Linked DNA regions of Homo sapiens: region 1 is linked to region 2. The links are chromatin loops, found by intact Hi-C in ENCODE. Cell type or tissue: K562. All regions are shown on one strand. Each heading gives the region's core, and the rest is flanking DNA. Links, peaks and the distances in the headings are about the cores only. Region 1 holds the start of LOC124901863 (U4 spliceosomal RNA). Region 2 holds the start of SMO (smoothened, frizzled class receptor).

Evidence for each region. Peaks named below come from ENCODE experiments on the same cell type or tissue, not always from the same donor. Only the 100,000 strongest peaks of a DNase experiment are listed, where the experiment ranks them.
Region 1: it touches region 2 in a loop (2.4-fold over the local background); 1 of 110 quality-filtered maps calls a loop at or near these places.

Annotation. Positions count from the first base shown.
Region 1 is chr7:129,102,888-129,116,752 of GRCh38, reverse strand. LOC124901863 (U4 spliceosomal RNA) reads left to right here and starts at 13,053; the gene lies at 13,053-13,198. It also overlaps the pseudogene LOC112267982. RefSeq lists a silencer at 5,782-5,831 and an enhancer at 5,560-6,223. In K562, for the core only: no CTCF peak of the experiment used is centred there; DNase peaks (open chromatin) are centred at 5,892 and 8,178.
Region 2 is chr7:129,184,744-129,200,708 of GRCh38, reverse strand. It overlaps SMO (smoothened, frizzled class receptor), which reads right to left and starts at 12,076. Exons shown (of 12, transcript NM_005631.5): 1 at 11,227-12,076. The coding sequence starts at 11,557. RefSeq lists silencers at 11,380-11,639, 11,870-12,139 and an enhancer at 12,769-12,858. In K562, for the core only: no CTCF peak of the experiment used is centred there; no DNase peak of the experiment used is centred there; H3K4me3 peaks cover 831 bases; H3K27me3 peaks cover 4,762 bases.

The DNA.
Region 1 (13,865 bases), core at 1,646-9,645, 81 kb after region 2:
ACGTGCAGGTTTGTTACATAGGTGTACATGTGCCATGGTGGTTTGCTGCACCCATCAACCCATCATTTAGGTTTTAAGCCCCGCATGCATTAGGTATTTGTCCTAATGCTATCCCTCCCCCTGTCCCCCACCCACTGGCAGGCCCTGGTGTGTGATGTTCCCCTCCCTGTGTCCATGTGTTCTCATTGCCATCCTATTCTCTTACACAAGGTTGAGAATGTCTGTGAACAGGAACATTCCTCAATTCTCCCATCTTGGAAGTCAGCTTGATTCTTTGAATGTAAGGGTTAGAAGGGTCAGACTGGCCAGGTGCAGTGGCTCACACCTGTAATCCCAGCACTTTGGGAGGCCAAGGCGAGTGAATCACCTGAGGTCGGGAGTTCAAGACCAACCTGACCAACATGGAGAAACCCTCTTTCTACTAAAAATACAAAATTAGCCAGGCGTGGTGGCTAATTAATTCCAGTAATCCCAGCTACTTGGGAGGCTGAGGCAGGAGAATCTCTTGAACCCTGGAGGCACAGATTGCAGTGAGCTGAGATTGTGCCATTGCACTCCAGCCTGGGTCAACAAGAGTGAAATTCTGTCTCAGGAAAAAAAAAAAAAAAAAAAAAAGAGAAGGGTCAGACCCAGCCCTGGGACATCCTCAAATGTTGAGATGCTCTGGATTTTGATGGCCTGTACTGGCATTAACACACAACCATAGGCAAACTATGAAACAATTTGCACTGGTGTATAAAATATGGTGGCCAAGCTGAAGTAATAACATGAATAAACAAATAATATAAGGCAATATCTCTTAAGCTTGGAATTCTAAAAGCAATGGAGAGTCCCAAGGGAAAACAATACCACTCTTAACTATCTTATTCCTACTCCCACAGCCTGGGGCTGAGTCTTGGTGCTGGAGAGAAAGGAAAGAGCTGGCTTTCTTCCAGTCCCTCATTCATCTTGCCTGGCTCTGCCTGGTCCACACTTAAACTTGTTTGTTAGAAATATGGTCACTTTAGTCATCTTCTACCCAGTCATCAACTCACCCTTTCTGCTCCCTGATATGGATTTGGTAAAAGCCATGGCAAGTGCTCAGGAGAGGGAATCACCAGAAACCTTTGTTAGTCCAGAGTTTAGAGATTAAGGGTAAGCCTCATAGGGGTTGGGAGTCTTATGGGGACTACATAAGAGATTACTAACGAAGGAGGAAAGAGGCATATGAGGGCTGATGCTGAGGGAATCTGCTAACAGCAATCCAAGGTCATCCCTGCAGGTAGGTCTGTGGCTGAGTAGATTCCTGTAGAATAGATTCAGGTAGACTATGTTCAGCAACACTGGAGCAGTCAAGCAGGCTTTGTTCCTAACTTCACTTCTCTTATCAAGGAGCTTTATCATCATCTCTATGCTTCTAAAACCTCACTGCTGTTTCCCAGCTTATTACCCCAGAAACAGACTTGGGCCAGCATGGATGACAGAAAATGTTATTTGCTCAGCTCTCTGATTCCTATACTTGCCAGCAGCAATCACGACCGCCAGCACCAAAAGGACAGAGGGAGTCTGGGTCAGCCCTGCTTTATGCAAAACAAGGTATGGAAATCCAGATATTTTTCCCAAAATGATACATTTGGGAGGAGCATATGTATTTATTTGCTTATTTCATTTAAATTTTTCTTTCCAAAAACATCTCTGAAGGGTTTCTTTAGCTTTTACATGGTTCTATTTTTTTAAGTTATCTTTGGTATAAAATTATATCATCACTTTACCAAAAAATTTGGGAAAGAATTGAAAAAAGAAAATAATCACGCATGACTTCATTGTCAATACATCTGTCACTTGCTAGCATTTGGAATATTTCTTTCCTATCTTTTCTCCTATACACATTTTTTCTTATAAACATTAAAGATTCACTTTGTTTTAAAAAAAATTTTAAGTAGTTCATGCACATAATAAAAAGTATAAAAAGTGACAGTCCCTCTCCTCCACCCTTATCCCCAGTGACCACTTTAAGTCTTGTACATCTTTCCAGAAAATAACTTTTCTTTTCTTTCTTTCTTTCTTTTTTTTTTTTCTGAGATGAGGCCTCGCTCTATTGCCAGCCTGGAATGAAGTGGTGTGATCTCAGCTCACTGCAGCCTCCACCTCCTGGGTTCAAACTATTCTCCTGCCTCAGCCGCCCTAGTAGCTAGGATCACAGGCATCTGCCACCACGCCTAGCTAATTTTTGTATTTTTAGTAGAGATAGGGTTTTGCCATGTTGGCCAGGCTGGTCCTGAACTCCTAACCTCAGGTGATCTGCCTGCCTCAGCCTCCCAAAGTGTTGGGATTACAGGCGTGAGCCACCGTGCCCGGCCAAATAGCTTTGCATATAAGGTGTCTTGCTGGGGATGGGGGTTGGCATGTACTGTGAGGGGCAAGGGGCAGGCAGCAGATCTGCTTCTGCTAGGAATGTGGACACATGAACCACATGAGCAACCCTTCCATGGTGTCAGAATTGCAAGATGTAAACTTGGAGCTACCAGGGATGGTGTTTCTGGCCATGTTACTAGAATAAGTGACGGGAGAGCTGGAGACAGCACCCTGGTGCTATTAGAGATTATGAATCTAGCTCTTTTCTGAAGTCTATGTCCTTGGCCTTCCATGAATTAGTGTTGTTCAAACTTCCTCAGAATTTATGAGCAATAGTTTTTTTTCTGTTAAAATTTGTTTGGCCAGGTGCAGGGTCTCACATCTGTAATCCTAGCACTTTGGGAGGCCGAGACCGGCAGATCACTCAAACCCAGGAGTTCAAGACCAGCCTGGGCAACATGGCGAGACCCTGTCTCTACAAAAAAATACAAAAAATTAGCCAGGACTGGTGGTGTGTGTCTGTAGTCCCACCTACTGGGGAGGCTGAGGTGGGAGGATCACCTGAGCCTGGGAGGTCAAGGCAGCAACGAGCCATGATCCTACCACTGTACTCCGGGCTGGGTGACAGGGCAAGACCCTGTCTCAAAAAAAGCAATTTTTTTGGTTTGAATTAGATATATATCATGTTCTAACAAATTAGCACATTCAGCATAAGCATTTTCTTTCTCTGTACAATCTTCATAACCACAATTTTTAAGGATAAAGAAGAGCAACAAACAACAAAGTATTAGATGAACTGGATGTCATCAAACTAAAAACTTGTGTGCTTCAAAGGACACTGTCAAGAAAGTGAAATAACCCACAGGATGACAGAAATGTGCAAATCATATATCTGATAAGGGACTTATATCTGGAATATATTAAGTATTTTAACAACTAAGTAATAAAAAGACAAACAGGCTAATTTAAAAATGGGGAAAGGATTTGAATAGACATTTCTCCAAAGAAGATGTCCAATGAGCACATGAAAAGATGCTCAACATCATTAGCCACCAGGAAATGCAAATCAAAGCCAAAATGAACTAGTACTTCACTGCCACCAGGATGGCTATATTAAAAAGGCAAGTAACAAGTGTTGGTGAGAATGTAGAGAAACTGGAACCTTCATATACTGCTGGTGGGAATGTAAAATTGTGCAGCTGCTTTGGTAAACAGTCTAGTATTTCCTCAAAAGCTTAATCATAGAGTTACCATACAACCCAGCAGTTCCACTCCTGTGTATATCTCCAAGAGAAGTGAAAACGTATCCATATAAACACTTGCACATGAATGTCCATAGCATCATTATTCGTAATAGTCAAAAAAGGGTGGAAACAACTCAAATGTTCATCAACTGATGAATAGATAAGATATGGTATGTATATATCATGAAATACTATTCAGCAATAAAAAGAAAGGAATAGCTGGGTGTGGTGGCTGACACTCGTAATCCCAGCACTTTTTGAGGTTGAGGTGGGAGGATCCCTTGAAGCCAGGTGTTCTAGACCTGCCTGGGCAACAAAGCAAGACCCTGTCTTTACAAAAAATAAAAATTAGCCTGGCATAGTGATGTGTGCCTGTAGTCCCAGCTACTCGGGAGGCTGAAGCAGGAAGATCACTTGAGCCCAGGAGTTTGAGGCTATGGTGAGCTATGATCACATTGTGCTCCAGCCTGGGCCACAAAGCAAGACCCTCATCCCCTCCAAAAATAAATAAAATAGGCTGGGCATGGTGACTCACGCCTATAATCCCAGCACTTTGGGAGGCTGAGGCGGGCAGATCACCTGAGGTCAGGAGTTCGAGACCAGCCTGGCCAACATGGTGAAACCCCGTTTCTACTAAAATACAAACATTAGCCTGGTATGGTGGTGCACACCTGCAATCCCAGCTACTTGGGAGCCTGAGGCAGGAGAATTGCTTGAACCTGGGAGGTGGAAGTTGCAGTGAGCCGAGATCACACCACTGCACTCCAGCCTGGATGACAGAGCTCTGTCTCAAAATAAATAAATAAATAAACATAAATAAATAAAATAAAATAAAAATAAATAAACAAAGGAATTACCAAAACATGCTACAAGTTGGATGAGCCTTGAATACATCACGCTAAGTGAAAGAAGCCAGTCACAAAGAAGCACATAGTGTGTGATTCCATTTGTATAAAATGAAATGTAGAATAGGCAAATCCACATAAAAACAGAAAGTAGATTTTCCTAGGGGTGGGAGCTTGGGGTAGGATGGGGAATAATTACTAAATGGTGTGATGAAAATGTTCTAGAATTATGGTAATTGTGAAATTCCATGTATTTATTAAAGCCATTGCCTTTATACTTTAAATGGGTTAATTGTATGGTATATGAATTATATCTCAACAAAACTGTTATAAAAAAGAATAGTATATTGGGTGGATGTACCACTGAGATTAGTTACGTAGATGTCAGGTACAAGCTTTTCCTCTGTTGTTCATACTGCTTTGTGTTTCATATCATTTAACAGATATTTACTGAGTATCTGGGGTACAGGAGATATAAAAAAGCATGAGAACATCTCATGGCCCAGCCAGGGAGGCAACACCCATGCACAGAAGGTAGCTAACTGGGCAAAGCACACATAGCAAATGCTAGTGGGTTCAGAGGCATGCTTGCCATCATGGGCTGTGCACCCAAAAGGAGGCTTCCCTGATGAGTGAAGAATATTAAAGAATAAATAAGCAGGGCATAGTGGCTTACACCTGTAATCCCAGCACTTCAGGAGGCTGAGGTGAGAGGATTGCTTGAACCCAGGAGTTCAAGACCAGCCTAGGCAACTTGGTGAGACCATGTCTCTACCAAAACAATAAAAAAAAAAATTAGCCAGGCATGGTGGTGCACACCTGTGCCCCCAGCTACTCAGGAGGCTGAGATGGGAGGATCATTTGAGCCTGGGAAACAGAGGCTGTAGCGAGCTGTGATGGTGCTACTGCAGTCCAGCCTGGGTGGCAGAGGGAGACCCTGTCTCAAAGACAATTAAAAAAAAAATTTTTTTTTAAGTTGTAAAACAGAACACAATTATATAAAATCTGAAAATTGTTCTAAGGGCATAGAGCAAATGGAGAAATATTATTGAAGTTCTTACTAAATCTTAGTAATAACAATCTGTCTATGGCATTTAAGGCATGACCTATTCTTTTGCTCCTCCTCCCCCCTCCCTGTTATGGAAACTCTACCTGAGAGCTCTATTCTTGGTAAGAAGGTTTTTACCCAGGTAGGGGCAGGCCACCAGGGTTTCTAATCCCCTCCCTAGTCCTCTGCTGTAGAAGCTGTATTCCAGGCAGGATCTGGTCCCTCCCCTCACCCAACCCCAACTGTAGGAGAGAAATTCTGTTCCAGGCATGGCAGGCTGAGAATACTGGGAGCAGATCACTTCACCTTTCTCCTCCCAGCCAGTTTGTAGAGTGGAGGAGGTTCTACACCAGGAGGGGCAAGCAGAGAGGATCAGTGGCTTTTCCTGCCTCCTCCACTGCCCACTCACAGAGCCAGGTGTCACTACAGGCAACATGGGGCCCCACCCCCAGCTCTGATGCAGTGTCCTGGGGTTCTCCCAGGAAGAAAAGCAGCCCATAATGACAAAGAGCTTTAGAGCTTTACTTGAGGACACAGGCTGTATTGGAACAGAGCCTGGAGAACACTGCCTAAGGGTGTTGTGGAAAACAACAGAGACCTTGAAAGAGAGCAGTTAAGAGGAGGCTGGTAGCTCCATGACACAGCAAAATGGCAGAGCAGCTAGAAATTTCATATAGAGAGCCAGGGAAAGAGAAATCAAAGTACCCTGCAAGCACATTCAGCTCTAGGGCTCAGGAAAGGGTGTGCACATGTTTCTGGTTGCATGGGGCAGACTTGAAAATATTCTCTAAGCCACACACAGGCCCCTTAACAAAGGGCAGAAGCCTCATTGGCACAAAGGCCTTAAACAGAACCTGTGGATAAACACTGACTGAACAATAAACTACTCTGACCAGGGCAACTCCTAGGAAGCCAGGCTTGGAACTAAAATCATGCTCTTCCCTAGTAGTCGAGAACATTCTGGGCACACCCAAGACTGCACCCTATCATGAGCCATCAGAGAGGGAACCTCCATGCTTCTAGGCCCTGGCTAACAATGGGGCAAAAAGAGGTAAAGGGAGATAGGATGACAATGTCTCATCAAATAGAGAATATCAAGTACTATGAACACAGTGAAAAATTCACTACAGGGACTTAACGATAGATTTGTTCTGTCAAAAATAAGAAGCAGGCCAGGTGCATTGGCTTATGCCTGTAATCCCAGTATTTTGGGAAGCCAAGGCAGGAGGATCACTTAAGTTCAAGACCAGCCTGGGTAACATAGTGAGATGACCCCATTTTTACAAAAAATAAAAAAAATTAGCTTGGCATGGTGGTGCATACCTGTAGTCCCAGCTACTTGGGAGGTTGAAGTGGGAAGATCATTTGAGTCCAGGAGGTCAAGGCTGCAGTGAGCTGTGACTGCACCACTGCACTCCAGCCTGGGCAACAGAGTGAGACCCTGTCTCAGTAAATAAATAAATAAATAAATAAATAATCAGAATCAGTGAATTTAAAGCGGATCAATAGAGGTTATACAATCATAAGAGGAAAACAATGGGCCGGGTGCGGTGGCTCACACCTGTAATCCCAGCACTTTGGGAGGCCAAGGCAGGCGGATCATGAGGTCAGGAGATCGAGACCATCCTGGCTAACACTGTGAAATCCCATCTCTACTAAAAATACAAAAACAAAATTAGCCAGGCATGGTGGTGGGTGCCTGTAATCCCAGCTACTTGGGAGGCTGAGGCAGGAGAATGGCATGAACCCGGAAGGCGGAGGTTGCAGTGAGCTGAGATCGCGCCACTGCACTCCAGCCTGGGCAGCAGAGTGAGACTCCATCTCAAAAAAAAAAAAAAAAAAAAAAAAAAGAGGAAAACAGTGGATAAAAATGAACAGAACATCAAAGAAGAGTGAGACACCATTAGATGCACCAACATACACATAATAGTAGTACCAGAAGGAGAGGAGAGAGAAAGAGATGGAAAAAAATATTCAAAGAAATAATTGAATACATTGACACACGGAGGGGAACACCACACATTGGGGCCTGTCAGCAGGGGACGGGGGAGGGAGACCATCAGGAAAAATAGCTAATGCATGTGGAGCTTAATACCTAGGTGACGGGTTGATAGGTGCAGCAAACCACCATGGCACACGTTTACCTATGTAACAAACCTGCACAGCCTGCACATGTACCCTGGAACTTAAAATAAAAAATTAAAAAAAGAAATAATGGCTGAAAACTTCCCAAAGTTGATGGAAAATAGTAATCTTCACATCCAAGACTTGGCCTACTTTCTCCTTGTTGCTGATAGTAAAATGCAAAAGGGAAGAAACAGAGGAAGGAACTGTTAAGCGAAAAGTAATCAGAACTTCATGGAATGCTCTGTTTATTCACTTTGCAAAAGATGAGAAAGTGTGCTCTGGATAAAGCATCAAGGCTGTGGCTCAGCAACCATTTGCTAAGGAGATCAGGCCTGTGACTCATGGATCCAACCATCTCAGCAGAAGGTAGGCATGTAACTCTCCAGGAAGAATCTGTGACAAACCCTCGTGTCTAGTGGCGTGGATTCCCTTGACATCACAGAAGGCAGGGTTTCTGAGAATTTTATACCAACACAAACACAGCCAGTCTGGACTGAATGAGACAGAGATGGAATAAAATGGAGGAAGAATGACTCTGAAGGCGGAGCCATAGATGCAGAGGCCAGAAAGTGTAAAGCCAGGGCTATCATAGAGGCCCAGAAGACACAGCATGGAGCCACAGAGGATTACTCTCAGGCTTTGAAACCTAATGGAATTGGCCCTGTTAGATTGCAAAGTTGCTTTAGACCAATAACCCCCTCTTTTCCTTCTATTTATTTCCCTTTTGGAATGGAACTATATTCATCCTATGCCTGTTCCGCCATTGCATTTAGAAAAGAGATCACTTGTTTTCTAGGTTTAACAGGTCTATGAACAGAGAGGAATTTTGTTGAAAGATGGATCATTCCCAGAGTCTCGCCCATACCTTTTTAGATAATTTAGATGAGGAGATTTGGGACTTCTCGAGTTGATATTTAAATGAGATTTGGGATTTAGAGTTGACACTGGAAGGGTTAAGACTTTTGGGGGTCTTGGGGTAGGGTGAACGTATTGTTCACATGGGGTGTGTGTGAATTTTGGGTACCAGTGAGTAGACTGTACTAGGTTGAACAGTGTCACCTCAAAATTCGTGTCCATGCGGAACCTCAGAATGTAGCCCGGTTTGGAAACAGTGTCTTTGAAGATATAATTAGTTAAGTTAGGATGAGGTCCTGAGATCAGGATGGGTCCTGACTCCAATATGACAGGTGTCCTAGAAGAAAGGACACACAGAGACAGACACAGGGAGGATGCCACGTGACGAAGGCAGAGATTGGAGTCCTGCATCTACAAGCCAACAAATGCCCAGGGATGCCAGCAGCTATGAGAAGCATGAGAGAGGGGTAGGATGGTTTACCCTTTGGGGCCTCCAGAAGAACCAACCCTGATGACATCTTGATTTTGAACTTCTGTCCTCTTGAACTGTGACATGTAAAAAAGTTCTGTTGTTTTAAGGCACCCAGTTTGTGGTCATCTGCTACAGTGGCCCTAGGAAATAAGTACAAATGTCAAGTCCATTCAACAAGGGAAGAACTGTCTTTTCAAAAATGATGCTGAGACAACTGGGTATCTGCATGTAAAAGAAGGGAGTTGGACCCATACCTTACATCACACACAAAAATTCACTTAACATGGTTTACAATACCTAAGTGTAAGAATTAAAATCAGCCGGGTGTCATGGCTCATGCCTGTAATCCCAACACTTTGGGAGGCCAAGATGGGCAGATCACCTGAGGTTGGGAGTTCGAGACCAGCCTGACCAACATGAAGAAACACCGTCTCTACTAAAAATACAAAATTAGCCAGGCGTGGTGGTGTGTGCCTGTAATCCCAGCTACTTGGGAGGCTGAGGCAGGAGAATTGCTTGAACCTGGGAGACGGAGGTTGTGGTGAGCTGAGATCGTGCCATTGCACTCCAGCCTGGGCAACAAGAGTAAAACTCCATCTCAAAAAAAAAAAAAAAAAAAAAGAACTAAAATTATAAAACTTTCATAAGAAAACCATAACCATATAGGTAAACCTTCGTGACCTTGGATTAGGCAATGGTTTCTTAAACATGACACCAGAAGCAAAAGCAAATAAAGAAAAAACAGATAAACTGGAATTTATCAAAATTAAAACTGTATTTTTTATTTAAAAAATTTTGTAGTCTGGGCACAGTGGCTCATGCCTGTAATCCCAGCACTTTGGGAGGCTGAGGTGGGTGGATCATGAGGTCAAGAGTTCAAGACCAGCCTGGCCAAGATGGTGAAACCCCGTCTCTACTAAAAATACAAAATTTACCTGGGTGTGGTGGCAGGCCCCTGTAATCCCAGCTACTCTGGAGGCTGAGGCAGAAGAATCGCTTGAACCTGGGCTGCAGAGGTTGCAGTGAGCCGAGATCTCGCCACTGCACTCCAGCCTGGGCGATAGAGTGAGACTCCGTTTCAAAAAAAAAAAAAAAATTATGCTGTAAGGGACACCGTTAAGAAAGTGAAAGGACAAGCCACAGAATCGGAGAAAACATTTCCAAATCACTTATCTGATAAATGACTTATATCAAGAAAATACAAAAAGTAACTCTTAGGTCGGGCATGGTGGCTCATTCCTGTAATCCTAGGACTTTGGGAGGCCACGGTAGCCAGGTCACCTGAGGTCAGGAGCTCAAGACCAACCTGGGCAACATGGTGAAACTCCAGCTCTCCAAAAAAAGAAAAAGATAAAGAAAAAAAATACAAAAAATTAGCTGGGCATGGTGGTGCACATTTGCGGTCCCAGCTACTCAGGAGGCTGAGGTGGGAGGATCTCTTGAACCTGAGATGTGGAGGCTGCAGTGAGCCGAGATGGTGCCACTGTACTCTAACCTGGGTGACAGAGTGAGACTCTGTCTCAAAAACAAAAACCAAAAAACAGAAAAACAAAAAACAAAGACAGATTAAAAAAAAAGTAACCCCTACAACTCAACAATAAGAAGACAAATAACCCAATTTAAAAATGGGCAAAAGATCTAAATAGACATTTATCCAAATAAGAGATAAAAATGGCCAAAAAGCAAACGAAAAGATGCTCATCATTAGTCACCAATAATCATCGAGGGGTGAATTTTATGGTTTTCGAGTTAGAGTTCACATAAAAAGCAGCTGTGTAAAATAACATGTATGGAATTATATTTTTAGGACGATGACATGTAAAAATGTAATATACTTGACAATAACAGCACAAAGGAGGCAGGTGGGAGCAAAGCTATATGGGAGTGAGGAAATAACAGCAGATAGGAACTGAAATCCATAGGAAGAAATCAAGAGGAACAGGAAGGGTAAATAAGATTAATATAACTAACTCTATAAATATGTACTTGGTCTTCTTCTCTCAGGTTCTTTCAAAGTAATAATTATAGCCAGGTACAGTGGCTTATGCCTGTAATCCCAGGACTTTGGGAGGTCAAGATGGGCCAGGAGTTCGAGACCAGCCTGGGCAAAATAGTGAGACCTTGTCTCAATTAAAAAAAAATTAAATAAAAATTAAAAAGTAATAATTATAACACCATACTGTTGGATTTATGATACAAAGAAGCAATATGTGTAACAATAATATCACAAAAAGAGGGAGAAAGGAACACCACTATTTAAGAGTAAAGTTTATATATCTCACTGAACTATTTAAAATATAAATGCCTACGTCTGCTGAATCAGAATTTCAGGGAAATGGCCAGACCTTTCTTAGCCCTTACAGTGCCTTTGTGTGAGTTCAAAAAAGCTTCCTTTTCTCCAGTCAAAGGTAGTTCCATGCTAGGGCCAAAGGCTTAGCAAGGAGAGCGTGAGCTGGAACAACCCCCTCACCCTAGTGCAGTGAATAACCTACACAGCTGTCTGAGGGAGGTGGCCCCAGGCATGACCCACATATTTATTTTAAAATGGCTCCTCTAATAATTCTAATGGACAACCAGTGTTGAGAACTACTGGGTTAGGGAAGCATTCAAAAAGAATCTAGTCTAAAGTATCAGAAAACTGATTAAATATGAGAGATAATTGTTAGAGAGGATTTAGAGGGAAGATTTTCAGGTTTTTTAATCCCAGGGACTGAGAAATTGGTAACAGAAATAGAGGAGATGGAAGGAAAAACCTGATTTGGAGGGAATGAATTCACTTTTAATTATTTTGATTTTGGGCCAGGCATGGTGGCTCATGCCTGTAATCCCAGCACTTTGGGAGGCCAAGGTGGGTGGATCACTTGAGGCCAGGAGTTCGAGACCAGCCAGCCCAACATGGCGAAACCCCGTCTCTACTAAAAATACAAAAATTATCCGGGTGTGGCGGTGGTGCACGTCTGTAATCCCAGCTACTCAGGAGGCTAAGGCACAAGAATTGCTTGAACCTGGGAGGTGGAGGTTGCAGTGAGCCAAGATTGGGCCATTGCACTCCAGCCTGGGCGACAAAGCAAGACTGTCTCAAAACAAAAACAAAGGCCGGGCATGGTGGCTCACGCTTGCAATCCCAGCACTTTGGGAGGCCGAGGCAGGCGGATCACGAGGTCAGGAGATCGAGACCATCCTGGCTAACACGGTGAAACCCCATCTCTACTAAAAATACAAAAAAATTAGCAGGGCGTGGTGGCGGGCGCCTGTAGTCCCAGCTACTCGGGAGGCGGAGGCAGGAGAATGGTGTGAACCCAGGAAGCGGAGCTTGCAGTGAGCCGAGATCGTGCCACTGCACTCCAGCCTGGGCGACAGAGCAAGACTCCATCTCAAAAAAAAAAAAACAACAACAAAACAAAAAACCAAAAAAAAAATTATGTTGAATTTGAGGCCATGGCAAGATATTACATTGCAGTTGGAATGCCACACTGAGAACTGAAAGATAGATGGTTCTGAACTCAAAAACTTTGTATTTAGGAAGCACCACATAGCACAGTGATAATGAAAATAGATACCCCATATAAAGAGCCTACTCAGTGCTTTACCCAGTGCTGGACAGTGTGTATAAATACGAGCAGCAGTTGGCATGAGGCTGATGGAAGATGGTCACTCATAAGCAATTATTTACCCTAAAAACACATGTGTTTGGCCAGTGACCTGGACTGGACTGGATGAAGGCCAGGGTCAGAAAGTGAAGTGTGACTGGGAGGATGGAGGTGGCCTGTAAGTGATGCCAGCAGGTGGCTGAGGAGGATGCCACCACTTGAGGTTCCAGGGCACCACCCTGAGATCTTGAAACAGGTGAGGCTCAGTATTATTGTGACAAATGGGTGATAAAAATGACAATGGCTTCCCAAGTTCCACGGCCAGCTGCCATGGGGTCTCATGTGGGACAAACCCCTTTCCGCCCCTCATCCCCACTACAGTGTGTCTGGCATTGACATTCACCAAAACCAGAAGCCTGAGTGTGTTTGTGTCTGGGTTCATTGGACTGGCCCTGGTTGATGAACTGGCTCAAGATTCAAAACTTTTGTGGTTTGGCCCATGGATACTTTCCTGCAGAAAAAAAAAAAAAAGGCCAGAGCTTTGCACAGTGGCAGTATTGTAGCCGATGAGGTTTATCCAAGGCATGATTATTGCTAATTGAAATTCAAAAAAAGCTGGGGGGAGAAAAAGGCCAGCATGAAGAAAAAGAGGAAGGTACAGAATGATTGGAATTGGCAGGTTATTGGAGGAGGGGCACACAGCAAGTCCCACCCCATAGCATAAAGGACACTTAACTGTATGGGCATACACACAGCTATAGTTGTCCCCATGGGCCTCAGTGCTGTGGACAGGCCCAGCCAGTCTCAGGGCTTGGCCAGACTGGTGAGCAGGTGTAGACAGGTAGCCAGCCTACATTTGTGCCATACCACAAGTCTACCATTTCTGTAAGGCCACCTCCTAGGGCATCTGAGCTGGTTGATAGCATCATTATGCTCAAGCCACCCTGGAAGTTTGCGCATAGGTCAAATCCAGAGCCAGGAAACCGAATGCCATGAAAGAGAGGCTCACTCTCTCCTTCCTTAGCTGAAATGGCAGATGATTGATGCCTGCTGGGGTCTGTTGTATTCCAAATGGTCCCATGAGGAATACAGCAGAATGGATTCTGTTTAGGGTCTCTCTGACTACATGAGGGGCACAAACCATTTCAGAGTTTCTCAATAGGTCAGGAAAACAGAAATTATTCTATGATTTTCCTTGCCCGCAAAGTATGAGGCCAGGAAGGTCAAAAAATGATGCCAACGAAGCAGGCTAGCATGAGACAGCAGAGGCTTTGGTGCAGTGTTGGGGAAGAGGAAGAAGACTGTGGACTTGGCCTGCACTGGGGGAGGATGGGAATGGCGCTGCAGGCT
Region 2 (15,965 bases), core at 4,783-12,782:
ATCTTTTTATATCTGTGGTAACAATCAGGTTTTAAAAATGTCTAATTTGTTTTCCTTTTTTTCCCTCATTGTGAATATTGTTTCATACCTTAAAAATAAAACTCCCCAGGAAAAAGAGAGATTATTAAATACATCTTCAAGGACAACTAAGAAATTATCTGGGGAAAAAATAAGGTGGAGCTTTACCCCATTTCTTACATAAAAGTCCAGATGGATAAAAAAATAACTACATTGTTTTTCTAAAAATTAAAGTTTTAGAAGAAAAGATGGGAAATGATTTTTTTTTTTGAGATGGAGTCTTGCTCTGTCGCCCAGGCTGGAGTGCAGTAATGTGATCTCGGCTCACTGCGAGCTCCGCCTCCTGGGTTCACGCCATTCTCCTGCCTCAGCCTCCCGAGTAGCTGGGATTACAGGCGCCCGCCACCACACCCGGCTAATTTTTTTTTTGTATTTTTAGTAGAGACGGGGGTTCACCGTGTTAGCCAGGATGGTCTCGATCTCCTGACCTCGTGATCCACCCGCCTCGGTCTCCCAAAGTGGGATTACGGCGTGAGCCACCACGCCTGGCCAGGAAATGATTTTTTAAACCTTGGAGTGGAGAAGGCCTTCTGAAATGACACAAAGCCTACACATCATGAAATAAAAGATTTAAACAAAAGACTTCAGAAAAATCGATACAAAAATCATAAGAAAAGTAAGATACTGAAAAAATGTATTTTCAATACTTATCACAAGAGCTAATTTCCTTATATGCACAAAGCTCCTCCAAATCAGTAAAAATTGCATAATTCTATAGACACACAGGCGAAAGACAAATAACAGATCACATTTTCAAATGTTTTGATCTTTATCACTGTGATAAAAAGTATAAAAGTTTAAAAAAAGAATATTTCGTTGTAGTTTATTCCACATTTGTATTATTAAGAGTGAGGTCGAACATCTCTTTATGTTTTTTTTATTTTTTTATTTTTTGAGATAGGGTCTCACACTGTTGCCCAGGCTGGAGTACAGTGGCATAATCACGGCTCACTGCAGCCTTCAGCTCCCCAGGTTCAGTTAATCCTCCCACCTCAACCTCCTGAGTAGCAAAGACTACAGGCTCACACCACCACACCTGGTGAATTTTTGTATTTTTCTGTAGAGACAAGGTTTCACCATGTTGCTCAGGCTGGTCTTGAACTCCTGGACTCAAGGCCATTTAATGGCCTTTAAAAACATAAAGAAGGCTGAGCATGGTGGTGGCTCACGCCTGTAATCCCAACAGTTTGGGAGGCCGAGGCAGGTGGACCACCTGAGGTCAGGAGTTCTACACAAGCCTGGCCAACATGGTGAAAACCCGTCTCTACTAAAAAACTACAAACATTAGCTAGGTGTGGTGGTGGGCGCCTGTAATCCCAGCTTCTTGGGAGGCTGAGGCAGGAGAATTGCTTGAATCCAGGAGGCGGATGTTGCAGTGAGCCGAGATCGCCATTGCACTCCAGTCTGGGTGACAGAACAAAACTCTATCTCAAAAAAAAAAAAAAAAAGAAAAGAAAATACCGTACTATAAAGAGTGTAGGGATAAACTGGCACTTTTATATTTGTTGGTAGGAATAAAAATTAGTAAACACTTGTGGAGATCACTTTGGCATTATCTACCAAAATTTTATACTAGTACTTCTACTTCACATGTTCACAAAGATAATATAGATTATTCATTGCAGCACTGTTTTGCAATAGCAAAAAAGTAGAAACAGCTTGAATCCATATCCATCAATAGGAGACCAACCAAGTAAAATAATGTACACCATTATAATAGAACACTATTCAGGGTTGAGATATAGTCACATGTTGCTTAACAATGAGGATATCTTCTGTGAAATGTGTCATCAGGCAATGTCATCTTTGTGTGAACATCAGAGTGTACTTACACAAACCTGGATGGTATAGCCTACTGCACACCTAGCTGATACAGTATAACCTATGGCTTCTAGGCTGCAAACCTGTACAGCATGTTGCTATACTGAATACTGCAGGCAACTGTAACACAACGGTGAGTATCAGTGTATCTAAACATATCTAAACATTGAAAGGCTACAGTAAAAATGTGGTATTATAATCTTAAGGGAACACCATCACATGTGGTCCATTGTTAACCAAAATCTCCTTCTGGGGTGCATGACAGGATGTGCATTGAAATGGAATGATGTCCAATGTTGTCATGTTACATGGACTCAGTTGAGTGGAGAGCAGTCTATAGAGCATGGTACTGGTTGGGCGGTAGAGGAGAGACTGAGAGCACATCTACATCTGGACAGATGTTGGATATTTCCAAAAGGACACAAAAACCAGTGTTGGTGGTTACTTCTGCAGAGGAAAAATGGGTAGCTAGATGCAGAAGTAGGACTTAACTTGTTCCTTTTGAATTCTGTGCCATGTACATGTATAACCTATTTTTTAAAAGTAATTAAGCTTAAGGCTGGACATGGTGGCTCACGCCTATAATCCTAGCATTTTGGGAGGCCCAAGGTGGGTGGATCACTTAAGTTCAGGAGTTCGAGACCAACCTGGGCAATATGGCCAAACCCCATCTCTACAAAAAAACAAAAACAAAAACAAAAACAAAACTTGAGCTTAAAAACAAAATAAAGAAATACACAAATTACTAGGATGGGGAAGCTTTCCAAAGAGAAAAGAAGGATATGAAACTGAAACGAGAAAGAGAGGGGATATCAGCTTTATCAGTATTATTTTACTTCTTTTATTTTAATAAAATATGAAACAAAAAGAGAAACAGGAATACGGGTGTTACCGCGCCTGGCTGATCTAGACTTTTAAAAAGACTTTTTATTTGTGTGATTCTGATGACTAGTCAAGTTGAGTATCACTGTTCTAAGGCTGGTTTAATATTAGAAAATTCAATCAATGCAATTTACTACATTAACAGGTTAAAGGAGAAAAAAATCATATGATCATCTCAATGGATGCAAAAAAAAGTTGATAAAATTCAGCCGGGCGCAGTGGCTCACACCTGTAATCCTAGCACTTTGGGAGGCTGAGGCGGGCGGATCACACGGTCAGGAAATTGACCTGGCTAACACGGTGAAACCCCGTCTCTACTAAAAATACAAAAAATTAGCCGGGCGTGGTGGCATGCGCCTGTAGTCCCAGATACTTGGGAGGCTGAGGCAGGAGAATCGCTTGAACCCAGGAGGCAGAGGTTGCAGTGAGCTGAGATCGCATCACTGCACTCCAGCCTCGGTGACAGTGACACTTCGTCTCCAAAAAAAAAAGTTGATAAAATTCAACATCCATCTATGATCAAAAGAATAATTGGCAAATTTGAAATAAGAGACAACGTTCTTAATCTGATAAAATGTAATTAACTATAAAAAACCTATACCAAACATCAAATTTAATGGTGAAGGGTAGAAAAAGCTTTCTTTTTAGAATCCAGAAAAGTCAAGAATTAAGATGTTTTGTCTATTTAACAATGTACTGGAAGCCTTCAGTAAAGCAATAAGGATAAATAAAAGGTATAAGACTTGGAAAGAAAGAAACAAAACTCATTACTCACAAATTATATGACTATGTGTATAGAATAAATTTAGCAAGTTTACTGAATTCACAATCAATTTTATTTCTATATATCAGCAACAAAGTGAAATAAATGTTAAAGGCATCAATTTTATTTCTTTTTTTTTTTTTTTTTTGAGACGGTGTCTCACTGTATTGCCCAGGCTGGAGTGCAGTGGCACAATCTGGGCTCATTGCAAGCTCCGCCTCCCAGGTTCACGCCATTCTCCTGCCTCAGCCTCCTGAGTAGCTGGGACTACAGGCGCCCGCCACCATGCCCGACTAACTTTTTGTATTTTTAGTAGAGATGGAGTTTCACCATGTTAGCCAGGACGGTCTCAATCTCCTGACCTCGTGATCCCCCTGCCTTGGCCTCCCGAAGTGCTGGGATTACAGGTGTGAGCCACCGTGCCCAGCCAGTTTTATTTCTATATGTCAGCAACAAACAAAGTGAAATAAATGTTAAAGGCATCATTTACAACAGCATCAAAAATATCAAGTACCTAGGAATGTCTAACAAATAATAAGTATTTAAATCTGTGCAGAATATTGAGAAAATGAAAGATCTAAATAGAAATATATAAATGTTCAATGTTTGGAAGACTCAGTATTGTAAAGATGTCTCTTTTTTTTTCCAAGTTAATCTATATAGTCAATGCAATCCCAATAAAAAATCACCAAGTATTTTTATATTAAAACACAAAGGAGCATTTTGGGAGGCCAAGGCAGGAGGATCACTTGAGCCCAGGAGTTCAAGACCAGCCGGGACAATAGGGTCAAACCCTGTCTCTATTAAAACACACACACACACACACACACACACACAATCAAGAATAGCTCAGACTCTCTACTAGATAGTGATATTCTGTAAGTAACATTCTTACCCTATGGTTCACAAAGGATTCTTGGAAAAATTCAGAGGTCCATGAATTTCAATGGGAAAAAAATTACACCTAACTAAAATTTGGCCCTTCCTCCAATTATGAATGTAAGCAACACATCGCAGTACATAATTTTTTTTTGTTTTTTTTTTCTTTTCTTTTTTTTTTTTTTGAGAGGGAGTCTCACTCTGTCACCCAGGCTGGAGTGCAGTGGCACGATCTCGGCTCACTGCAAGCTCCGCCTCCTGGGTTCACACCATTTTCCTGCCTCAGCCTCCCGAGTAGCTGGGACTACAGGCGCCCACCACCGCGCCCGGCTAATTTTTTGTATTTTTAGTAGAGATGGGGTTTCACCGTGTTAGCCAGGATGGTCTCGACTTCCTGACCTCGTGATCTGCCCACCTTGACCTCCCAAAGTGCTGGGATTACAGGTGTGAGCCACCACGCCTGGCCCACAGTACATAATGTTAATAGTACCTGTGGCGTTGTCACAAGTGGAAACCAGATATTTTTGTTGCAGATATCTTGAAATAATGTCAATGCTTATAATCACTTTGATATTATAGTTGTTATTACACCTGCACCAGATCTTATTTATTGTATAAATAAATAAGCCCACATACTTGCATTTTTATATTTGATAACTATTATGTCAATATAATTGATTTCCTTTGTAATCCTATAAACTCATATCTAGCATATATAAAGAACTCCTACAAATCTTACAAAAATGACAGATAGCCCCTATGGAAAAATATGTCAAAGATTTGAACAGACACTTCCCAAAAGCAGAAACCCTAAAGGCCAGTAAGCATTTAAAAAGGCATTTAACTTTACTAGTAATCAGGGAAGTGCAAATTAAAACCACAAATATATGCCACAATATAGCCACTAGATTGGCAAAAATGTAAAAGGCTGATAATACCAAATGTTGGGAATCATGTGAACCAGTGTTGACTTTCTACTAGCTAGTGGGAGTATAAGTTAGTACAACCACTTTGAAAAATGGTTTGGCAAAAGCCTAAAGTATGCGTGCCTTATTATCTAGCAATTCTACTTCTTCAGCATATACCTGAAGGAACTTGTGCCAGTTGTACTAGGATATACATAAAAGACTACTCACAGCAATGTTATTTGCAATGGGCAAAAACTTGAGATGACAATAAAATGGGTAAACAACTGGGGGTATACTCATATAATGGAATATTATTCAGCAATGAAGAAATAAGCTGCAGTATGAGGCGGGTGGCTCACCTGAAGTCAGGAGTTTGAGGCCAGCCTGACCAACATGGCAAAACCCTGTCTCTACTAAAAAATACAAAAATTAGCCAGGCCTGGTGGCGTGCACCTATGGTCCCAGCTACCTGGGAGGCGGAGGCAGGAGAATCGTTTGAACCCAGGAGGTGGAGGTGTAGTGAGCCGAGATCGCGCCACTGCACTCTAGCCTAGGTGACAGAGTGAGACTGTCTCAAAAAAACAAAAACAAACAAATAAACAAGCAAAAAAGAAATAAGCTGCAATAACATGGATGAATCTTACATAATGATATAAAGTAAAAGAAGCAAGAAATAATATGCACAGCATATTATTTTGTACAAATTCCATTTGAACAGAGTTCAAAAACATGCAAAGCTGAAATATACTGCTTATGGATTCCAAAACTAGGAGGTAAAACCATAGAGAAAAAAAGGATGTGATTACTGAAAACCTCTTGAGCAAGGGGAGGGGGATGTGACTAGACAAGACACAGAGGGAGCTTCAGGGGTCTGACTGTGGTCTAGTTATTGACCCAGATGTCACTTTATAATTATTTGTTATTCAGTACCTTTGTGTTTTATGCAGTTTTCTGCATACAGTTATATTTCACAATTAAAAAGTTAAAGATCTGAAGCAAAATTGAAGACTTGAGCTGGCACAGAACACATGCCTGTAGTGCCAGCTATTCCAGGCACCATAAGCACCATGCGCACAATGAGTGAGCCTCTGAATAGCCACTGCACTCCAGCCTGGGCAACACAGCAAGACCCCATTTCTCAAATAATTAATTAAAGATAATTTTTTTTTAAAAAAGACTTAGGTCCATGTATGTTTTTCTGTATTTTACATTTTCACTATACATATATGTGTGTGTGTGTATACATACACACATATCTATATGTATGTATGTATTTTTGAGACAGGGTCTTGCTCTGTTGCCCAGTCTGGAGGGCAGTGGTGTGAGGATGGCTCACTGCAGCCTCAACCTCTTGGGTTCAAGCGATCCTTTTGCCTCAGCCTCCAGTGTAGCTGGGACCACAGGTGTGTGCCAACATGCCCGGCTAATTTTTTTTTTTAGAGATGGGGTCTCACTTTGTTGCCCAGGCTGGTCTCGAACTCCTGGCTTCAAGAAATCCTCCTGCCTCAACCTCCCAAAGTGCTAAGATTACAGGTGTGAGCCACTGCACCCAGCCTATACATATATATATATATATATATATATATATATATTTTTTTTTTTTTTTTTTTTTTTTTTTTGAGATGGAGTCTCGGTCTGTCGCCCAGGCTGGAGTGCAGTGGCGTGATCTCGGCTTACTGCAAGCTCTGCCTCCCGGGTTCCCGCCATTCTCCTGCCTCAGCCTCCCAAGCAGCTGGGACTACAGGCACCCGCCACCATGCCCAACTAATTTTTTTGTATTTTTAGTAGAGACGGGGTTTCACCCTGTTTGCCGGGATGGTCTCGATCTCCTGACCTCGTGATCCGCCCACCTCGGCCTCCCAAAGTGCTGGGATTGCAGGCGTGAGCCACCGCGCCCGGCCATATATATCTTTTTAACTGACTCTGATTACCAGCCAAGTTTGGAAATAGCTCTAAGGAAATTCTTCCTGATCCGTCCCTGAAAATAACCCACCATCACCAAAAACATTCCTCCTCTCAGCCCTCAATTCAATGTGTGAGAGGCAAACAAGAAATTCCTCCCAGCCTTTGTCTCTCTCCTACTTACCTGCAAGTGGGCAAGGTGACAGGGCCACACACTTATGTACCACACAGAGCACAGCAGTGGTTAAGGAGGCTACGTGCTGGCTCTCAGGGACCTATCGCCACTGCCAGCTGCAGGCCTCTCTGCTTTTTTGCCCCACTTACTAAACCAGGTTTGGCCTAAGGTGGACCACGGCCTGGACATTATGTTTGTCTGGTCAGCTTGGAATGCCCGGGAGGAGGCATTTCCAGCTGTAAAGGGGAGAGATGCTAAGTGACTGAAGAAGCCTGAGGCCAGAGAGATGAAAGACAGAGGAAAGACCTGAGGTCTATACAGACCTAGAAATTGGACCAACCTGAGCTATAAACTTCCTCAGTCAATGGCATCCTTCCAAAGCCTCAGTAGTCAGGGCCAAGGAAGCACACAGTGGCCACCTCTCTCCAGCAATTCCTATTTCCAGATCTGCTGAGAATCTCCACATAGATGTCCAATGAGCATCTCTAATTCACACGGCCAAAATCAAAGCCACACCTCCTGCCTAAACTTCTTCTTCCTCTAGCATTCTCTATCTTAGTGAAAGGGAATGGCACCACCTTCCATCCAAGCCTGAAACCCGAGGCCTCCTGCTCACTGAGGCTCCACATCTAACTCATCAGTGCCCTATGAGCACTACCTCTGAAAGTTAGTGGGATCTGCCCACTCCCTCTGTCCTGCTACCCAGTCCCAACCGCCATCGTCTCTTACTTGGGCTACTTCAACATCCCCTGGTCAAGAAGCCAGGCTCCAGGCTTTCCCTGCTCCTATGGCTTCTTCACACCATACCCAAAGAGATCCAGCTAAAATGCAAAGACAATTACATCTCTCCCTTGCTTAAAATCTTTCAATGGCTCCTTATCATCCCCTGGATAACATCCAAACTTAATATGAGGTATAAATCCCTTTATTTTCTAATTCTTTAGGTCTTATCTCTCACAATTCCACCCCTCACACGCTTTGATCCAGTTCTACTGCAACTCTTATACTTTCTTTCAAAGCACCAAGCCCTCCTACCTCTACACCTTTGTACATGCTATTTCCTCTTCCTATCCCTTCAAACCTCAACTCTCCCTCGGCCAGGCAATTCCTGCTTATGTGTCAAGTTATGGGTTAAATGCCAGTTCTTCTGGGATGTTCCTTGGGTCCTTTATGCTTTTTCAGTACCCTAAAATGCCACAGTACCTTTCACAGGTATTTCCAAAGCCTGTTGAATTATCTGTCTTCCTTTTTTTTTTTTAGAGGCAAGGTCTCAGGCTGGTCTTAAACTCCTGGTATTGAGCAATCTTCCCGCCTCGGCCTCCCAAAGTGCTGAGATCACAGGTGTGAGCACCATGTCCAGCCTGTCTTCTTGATGACAGAGGATCATATCTGTATTCTTCATCCTTACATGCGCAGCATGTGACATACAGCAAACATTCAATACATAACTGAATGCATGAATAGAAGCATGGCTGTGTACTCAGTACTCACAGGCTTTGAAAAAAAGTGAAGACCCAGTTCCTACATTCAAGAGTTTACCGATGAAGACAACCTAGATCACCTTCATCCTTCACCCACAAAAACACCCCTAAGAGCCAGGTAACACTGACCCTGTCTAATGCAAAATCAAGATCATTAACTCGGGACATGATAAATCACTTGCCAGAGGCTACCAGCTGACCTGGCTGTGATTCTCACACGAGGCTTGGGTTCACTCTACCTACTCATTACCCAGCTCAAGCCAACACCTGCTTCTGCCCTACTTGCAAGTCCCAAGCAGAAAGAGTGCAACCAGAACACATATGGAAACAGGAATGAGCTGAGGGATGGTGGTTGGTGGCAGAGAAGAACTCATAGTGAACTAATGGAACTAACGGTGCTGGGCTCAGTGCTGGCATCTCTGTAGGACCCTGCCCTGCCAAAAGGCACAGATAGTGAGATTTCAACCTGCACAACCTGCAGATGGTACTAATTGATACATGTTCCAGCTTAAACTACTTCTGTCTGCTCAGCAGCTGCTCTCAAGAGTATGGGCTGGAAAGAGGTTCATACCCTTCCTCCTTGATCTGATGGTAACTACACAGAGGCAACATCAAACATGCATTTAACTTGGGAAAATTAAACCATGGGTCCTTGCACAATCAATAAAGAGAGGGACAGAAAGATTATCCTCTGACAGCATGAGCAACTCAGAACTGGGTGAGATTCTAGTGCTGAGAGATTTGGACTTTCCACACAGCTGGCTCCTAAACTCAAGTCTCATTTTGGGTGGTGCTCAAAGCAATCTTGCTTAATCTCACTTTGGTGTTCTTTTTATTATTATTATTATTATTTCAGTCTTTTGCATGAATGTAACTTTAAAATTACAATTATTTTATCTTCTATGTATACCCATTCTTATATATGAGTATACATGTAACACATGTATGCAAACATCGTAAAAGAAGTGTATATGCAAAACCACATCCACCTTACACTATGGTAATCTGCAGAGTTTTCAAAGCCACTGTTGTTTACACATGATTTCTGTCTAATGTGCTGTGCTGACTTTAGAACCTGATCCCCAAAAAGGATGCAGCTCTTCCTCATGGGTACCATGGATACCATCCTCCAAGTTCCTCCTCCAGCATCTGCACCAAGCCAGGAACCTTATGGCCTTGTCCAACATCTGACAAAGGCCGAGAACTTGTCAATGACAGGCGGCCTACATACACTCCCTACATTAGGGTCCTCACCAGCCCCCTGGGCAGAGCTAAGAGATGGGGTACCCCAGCCCTGTCAAAAGAGGGAGGCTCCCAGTTCTGCTCCTGGCTCCTGGTTTTCTTTTCTTTTTCCCAGGACAGTTTTAGAATCATACTGGCTAGAAGCGAGGGCTGATAAGGCCAGCTCCCTTCCTCAGCACCCTCCAAGCCTCATCTAGAAAAGTGACAGGTGGGGGAGAGTATACTCCACACTGCTAAGGAAGGACATTTGGGTTCAGTGTGCAGTTTTTCAGACTCTGCCACTCCAGTGAGGGGGCTTTGGGACTTCAAACCACCATGGAAGTGTCCACAGGCTCTCAACACTCCAGACTTAAGCGTCCTTCCACAGCCCTGACCAGCCTCGGTAACCAAATTTCCAAAGAAAACACAAATAACTGTTAGAAAGGTCTTATTCCTTCATAACCTCCTGCATGCGTCAGAGGGCCGGTTTTTCAGATGCACAAACTGAATGAAATCTCCCGTGAAAGCCAGACAAGATCACAGTTCTCTAGGCTTCATTCCTGTCTCCCAAATCAAGATTTCCAGAACTTTCTGGTTACCTTTTAATAATTCATCACTAGGGAGGTTTCTTTTCCTTCAAAACTTCACTCGATCATGTCCCCCTACCCTTCCCTCCAAATGTCTAAACCTCTTCCTCCGTCATCCCTCCCCTTTTCCTCTCCAACTCCAATTTCCCCAGGGTCTTCAACACCTCCTTGAATCCCCCGGCACCCTGCTTCCAGAATAGGTGGAGCATCTCCTCTTCTTACAAAATGTCTTTTCCCGTGGCTTAGAGCCACCTCCTCACGGGCCCCTCATCCCCGCCATCCTTTGCTCACCCACCAGCTCAGGCCCTTTGTGACCCGCTTCGTCAACTTCCTTGCCCTCCTTTTCCCATGACCGAGGGTCCCATCCTGCACGTAACCTGCCCCCAAAGTTTCGGGATCTGTCCCTCCAACTCTCCCGGGTGCTGTCCCCGCCCTCTCCAAAACTCAGGCCTGAGCCTGTTCTTTCCAAGGGTGCCCCCATCTTACCGCGGCACCTCCCGCCCCCCAGACCCGGCTCCGCCGCACTTACCCGACCAGAGCACGAGCTTGCCGTGCGCTTCCTCCTGGGAGTCCGAGTCTCCGGCCAGCAGTGTGGAGGTGGCCCCGTAGGGCAGCACCGAGCCCAGGCACACGTTGTAGCGCAGCGGCTCGCAGGGGGCAGCCCGGCCGCAGTGGCTCAGCGGCGGCGGAGGGCCAGTCACCGCCGCGCTCCTCCTCGCGCTCCCGCCCGCGCTCCGAGGCCCAGGCCCGGTCGCGTTCCCGCTCGAGGCCGCCCCCCGGCCCGGGTCCCCCAGCAGCAGCAGCAGCAGCAGCCCCAGGAGCGGGAGCTCCGGCCCCCGCGCTGGGCGGGCAGCGGCCATGGCCAACCCCGCCAACTCAGCAAAAGCCCCGGCGCCCCCGCCTGCTCCTCGGAGCCCCCCGGCCACACGCACGACCTCGGCGGCCGCGGAGGCGGCTCAGGCGACCTGTGCGCCCAGAGAATCCGGGCCCGGGCCCCCCCGGACGCTCCGCGCGCCCCGGCCCCTCGGCGCCCAACTTCGCAAACTTTGGAACCCGGGGCCCATGTTGGGCTGCGGAGGCCCGGAACGGGATGCACGACTCCCCAAGCCCTAGCCTCGCAATCCAAGTTGTCTTCAGCCCTAGGAGACCCCTGGGCCCCCAATCCCCAGCCCCATTCCCTCTCCCACCATTAAAGCCACCTCCCCGCCCCGCGAGGGAGGCCAGACGCGGGCCGGGGGTGCGAGTGCAGCTCCGGCTCCGCCCCCGCGCCAGCCCGCGGCCCAGCAGCCACCTTCGCCCCAGCGCGCCGCAGCCCCCCGAACTCTCCCCGCCGGCGACCCGGCTCCTTTGTTGCTCTAGCTCGCTGGGCTCTCTGGAATGCACGGGCCTCGCGGAGCCAAGCCCGGCCCCCCTGCGCCGAGGCTGGGGGAGGGACTGGACGAAGGAGCGGAGAGGTGGGGAGGGGAGGCGAGAGAGGAAGAGCGCGAGCGTCAGCGTCCCTGGCGCCTGGAGGGGCCCGGGCTAGGGGGATCTGGTGACCCCGCCTGCCGCCGCCCCGCGCCCGGGGGAAAGAGATGAGTGGAAATCGTGGGCCGGACCTGCAAGGAGAGACTCGGCGGGCACCTTGCTTGGTCTGAGGTCGTCTGCAGGAAGCGGACTTTTCTCCTGGCTCAGGATGGGAAAGACAGGGGATGCCTGAAGTCAACGGGGACTTCTGTTCCATCTCTGCCCCGTTCTCCAGGCCCGCCAGTTTTTCCTGCTTTGGTTAGATTTTCCAACGTATCCCGGGGCCCCATGGAGAAGAACCTGGGTTTGGGGTTTGCGCTTCTCCAAATCCTTCCAGCTCGGGACCTTTGAGAGAGACGACCTCAGAGTCACTCACGGCAGCTGCTCTGGCTGCTGTTACCTGCGGGAACAGGTGTCTGGGAAATAAACTTGCCAACATCAAGCCTTTACTGCTACAAATATGTGAAGTCTGAACTGTGGTTCCCAGGGACTGGCCTTGGTTATGTGAGAAGGAAACCAGTCCTTCTTTGATGGCCCTGCTGCTCATCTGCTCTGGGAGGTTTCTGCTGCTCCTCTTCCCCACTCTGCTCATTTTGCCTTTCCTCACTCCTTTGAGCATCACACTTTTGGTCACCACACTTAATTTCCCACTTCAGCAGTTTACACCTGCACAACCAAGTATAACCCAGCATAACCACAAGGCTCCAAACAGGAGAGTAGACTTGCACTGAGCAACTTTTTCCTTGTTGCTGATCGGGCTGCACACCAGGGTGGGTTTTCCTTTCTTACCCCTGGAAGACTTGCTCATGGCCTAGCGGTAGTGGACTAGTTCTGTTACTTTGGACAGTTTAAGTGCATATTAGTTATTGCACTTCAACTATATCAATTGGAGAGAGAGAGAGAATTTAATTCAATTTAGCAAGTCTTTCTGAAATTCCAGCATGTACATAGCACAGAGACATCCTGGAGGAACCTGTAGACTTCCATTTTCCTGTGGATACATGGCTTGCTCTCAGGAAACATAGCATGACAGAACAGCAACGTTCCCTCCTTCAGGTCAGGGACCTTATCTCATTCTCTTAGTGTTCACAAAACATCTAGTTCACTTGAGCATACATAGTAATCACTTGATAAATAAGCTGCCAAAATGAGATGTACCGTGAGTATGCTATAGGAATAGGGGACAGAGGTCAGTGTGGATAGAAGTGGAGGAGGTGGGTTTTGAATCCAGGACTAAAGTGTGAGTAGGAGGAGTTAGAATAAGGACATAGATAAGTAGGGAAACTGATTGGTAAGAAGCCTCAAATAACACACAGAATTAAGGGTCAATTCTCTTGATAGTAAGGAAATCTCAAAGTTTTGACTAGGGGAATGATATTAATCTTTACTGGTTAATATTAGGTGATATGGTTTGGATCTGCATCCCCACCCAATCTCATGTTGAATTGTAATCCTCAGTGTTGGAGGTGAGGCCTGGTGGGAGGTAACTGGATCACGGAGGCAGTTTCTCATGAATGGTTTAGCACCATCCTCCTCGTGCTGCTCTCACGATAATGAGTGAGTTCTCACGAGGATTGTTTAAAGGGTTTGGCACCTCCCCGCTTCTTCCTCCTGCTCCTGCCATGTAAGATGTCTCGCTCCCCCTTTGCCTTCCACCATGATTAGAAGTTTCCTGAGGCTTCTCCAGGAGCAGAAGCTGCTATGATTCCTGTATAGCCTGCTGAACTGTGACCCAATTAAACTTCTTTTCTTTATAAATTACCCAGTCTGAGGTATTTTTTTTTTTTTTCAGACGGAGTCACGCTCTGTCGCCCAGGCTGGAGCACAGTGGTGTGATCTCAGAGCACAGCAGTGTGATCTCGGCTCACCTCAACCTCCACCTCCCAGGTTCAAATGATTATCCTGCCTCAGCCTCCTGAGTAGCTGGGATTACAGGCACATGCCACCACGCCAGGCTAATTTTTGTATTTTTAGTAGAGACGAGGTTTCACCATGTTGCCCCGGCTGGTCTCAAATTCCTGACCTCAAGTGATCCACCCACCTCAGCCTTCCAAAGTGCTGTGATTACAGGTGTGAGCCACTGCACCTGACCAGTCTCAGGTATTTCTTTATAGCAATGCGAGAACAGACTAATACATAAGGCAACATGAGGATGGCATGAAGTGCAAGAGGCTGGAGACAAGGGACCATTTTAAGGAAAGTCTCTGGTGACTTATGGAAGAAGTGAAACTAGACTATGTCATCAGGGCATAATATTCCTACTGGAAAAATAATTTGAAATGTTATGACCTACTTCAGTTATTTCTTTCTGTGACATAATAAAATGGCTGTTATAACATGTCTAAGTCCAAGCTGTAGAGAAAGCTGCCTTGGAGCCTGATAGCACACCCGATGCTTTGCTTTGTGAACTATCTGCACTTATTTTCTATTTGATTGTGTGTGTGTGTTGTTTTGTTTGTTTTTGCTTTTCTCTTTACCTTCCTGAGTGAGCAAGAGTAAAATATCTGGTTGTGGCAGTCTCGAAGCCCTGTGGGATTTTCCTAATATTTCATGTATTAGGGAAGAACTTACACATGTGCTCAGGCAGGCCCTTATTTCTCTACTCCAAATGTCAGTAGGTAATTCTTCAAGGATATAGGCTCTCCCATTTCTTGTGTGAGGTTTCTCAGGAAGTATGAGGAAGATTCGCATTGTGGGAATATAATACCTTCACATTGGAGATAGCAGAGGTAAATTGAGGCTATCCTAAGACACTATCTTCCAGCCAGAATGCTCTTCCCTTCTTGAGGGGAGAATATACCATAAGTTCTCAATTCTGTGTGTGTGTGTGTTTGTGTGTGTGTGTGTGTACACTCATGCACACATGTGCTCCTATTCATCAGACTTCAGTATTCCCTTGTGGGAATCCTGCTGGCCTAGCAAAGGGTAGCAGGAAGGCAGACTGAGAAAATGCTGCTAGTACTGTCCACAGCTATCAGGCCACGTTCCCATTAGTGACAGCTGCAGCGATGTGCTATCTCCTAGATATAGAAGGAAGTAGAAAGAGATTCAGGAATCCTGTCATTTGAGAGAAGGAAACTGTTCAGTGGGGACTGGGGAGAGGGAATTTCCCAGTCGTTCGTGAATGGTATTCAGGTTCCTGGAGAAAGTTCATGCATCCCCTCCTGTAGACATACAAGACTGCCAGTGTCTGTTAGACTACGCAGAGTGACTTGGCACACTCAGGTCTCCAGCCTGGTGGCAGGCTGCAAAGTGCTTCTCTCCCAAGCAAGCCTGAGCCACACCCCACCCAGTTCCTCAAGAGTCTTAGCCTCAACTGCATGTCCTAACACAATCCTTTTCTCAGGGATGAGAGGCTGTCCTGTGTTGACAATGCATTTCAGTACTTGATTTGTTACAAGTAGCTTCTTGATTTCTGAGTCATTCTCATAAAGTATTTTGGCATTTTGAGGTCACAAATTCAATGTTGACTGTCATTTGCCTGTGGGCCCTCCAGTCAAAGAGGGTTGATGTGAACGTATCCATGGGTATCACTGAGACCATGGCTGCCTCCTGTGGTTCAGTTGTTACACTGGCAAAATTCGGAACATAACTGTTGCAGTGCTCCAATTTTTTTTTTTTTTAGATGGAGTCTTGCTCTGTTGCCCAGGCTGGAGTGCAGTGGTGCGATCTCAACTCACTGCAAACTCCGCCTCCTGGGTTCAATCGATTCTCCTACCTCAGCCTCCGGAATAGCTGGGATTACAGACTTCTGCCACCATG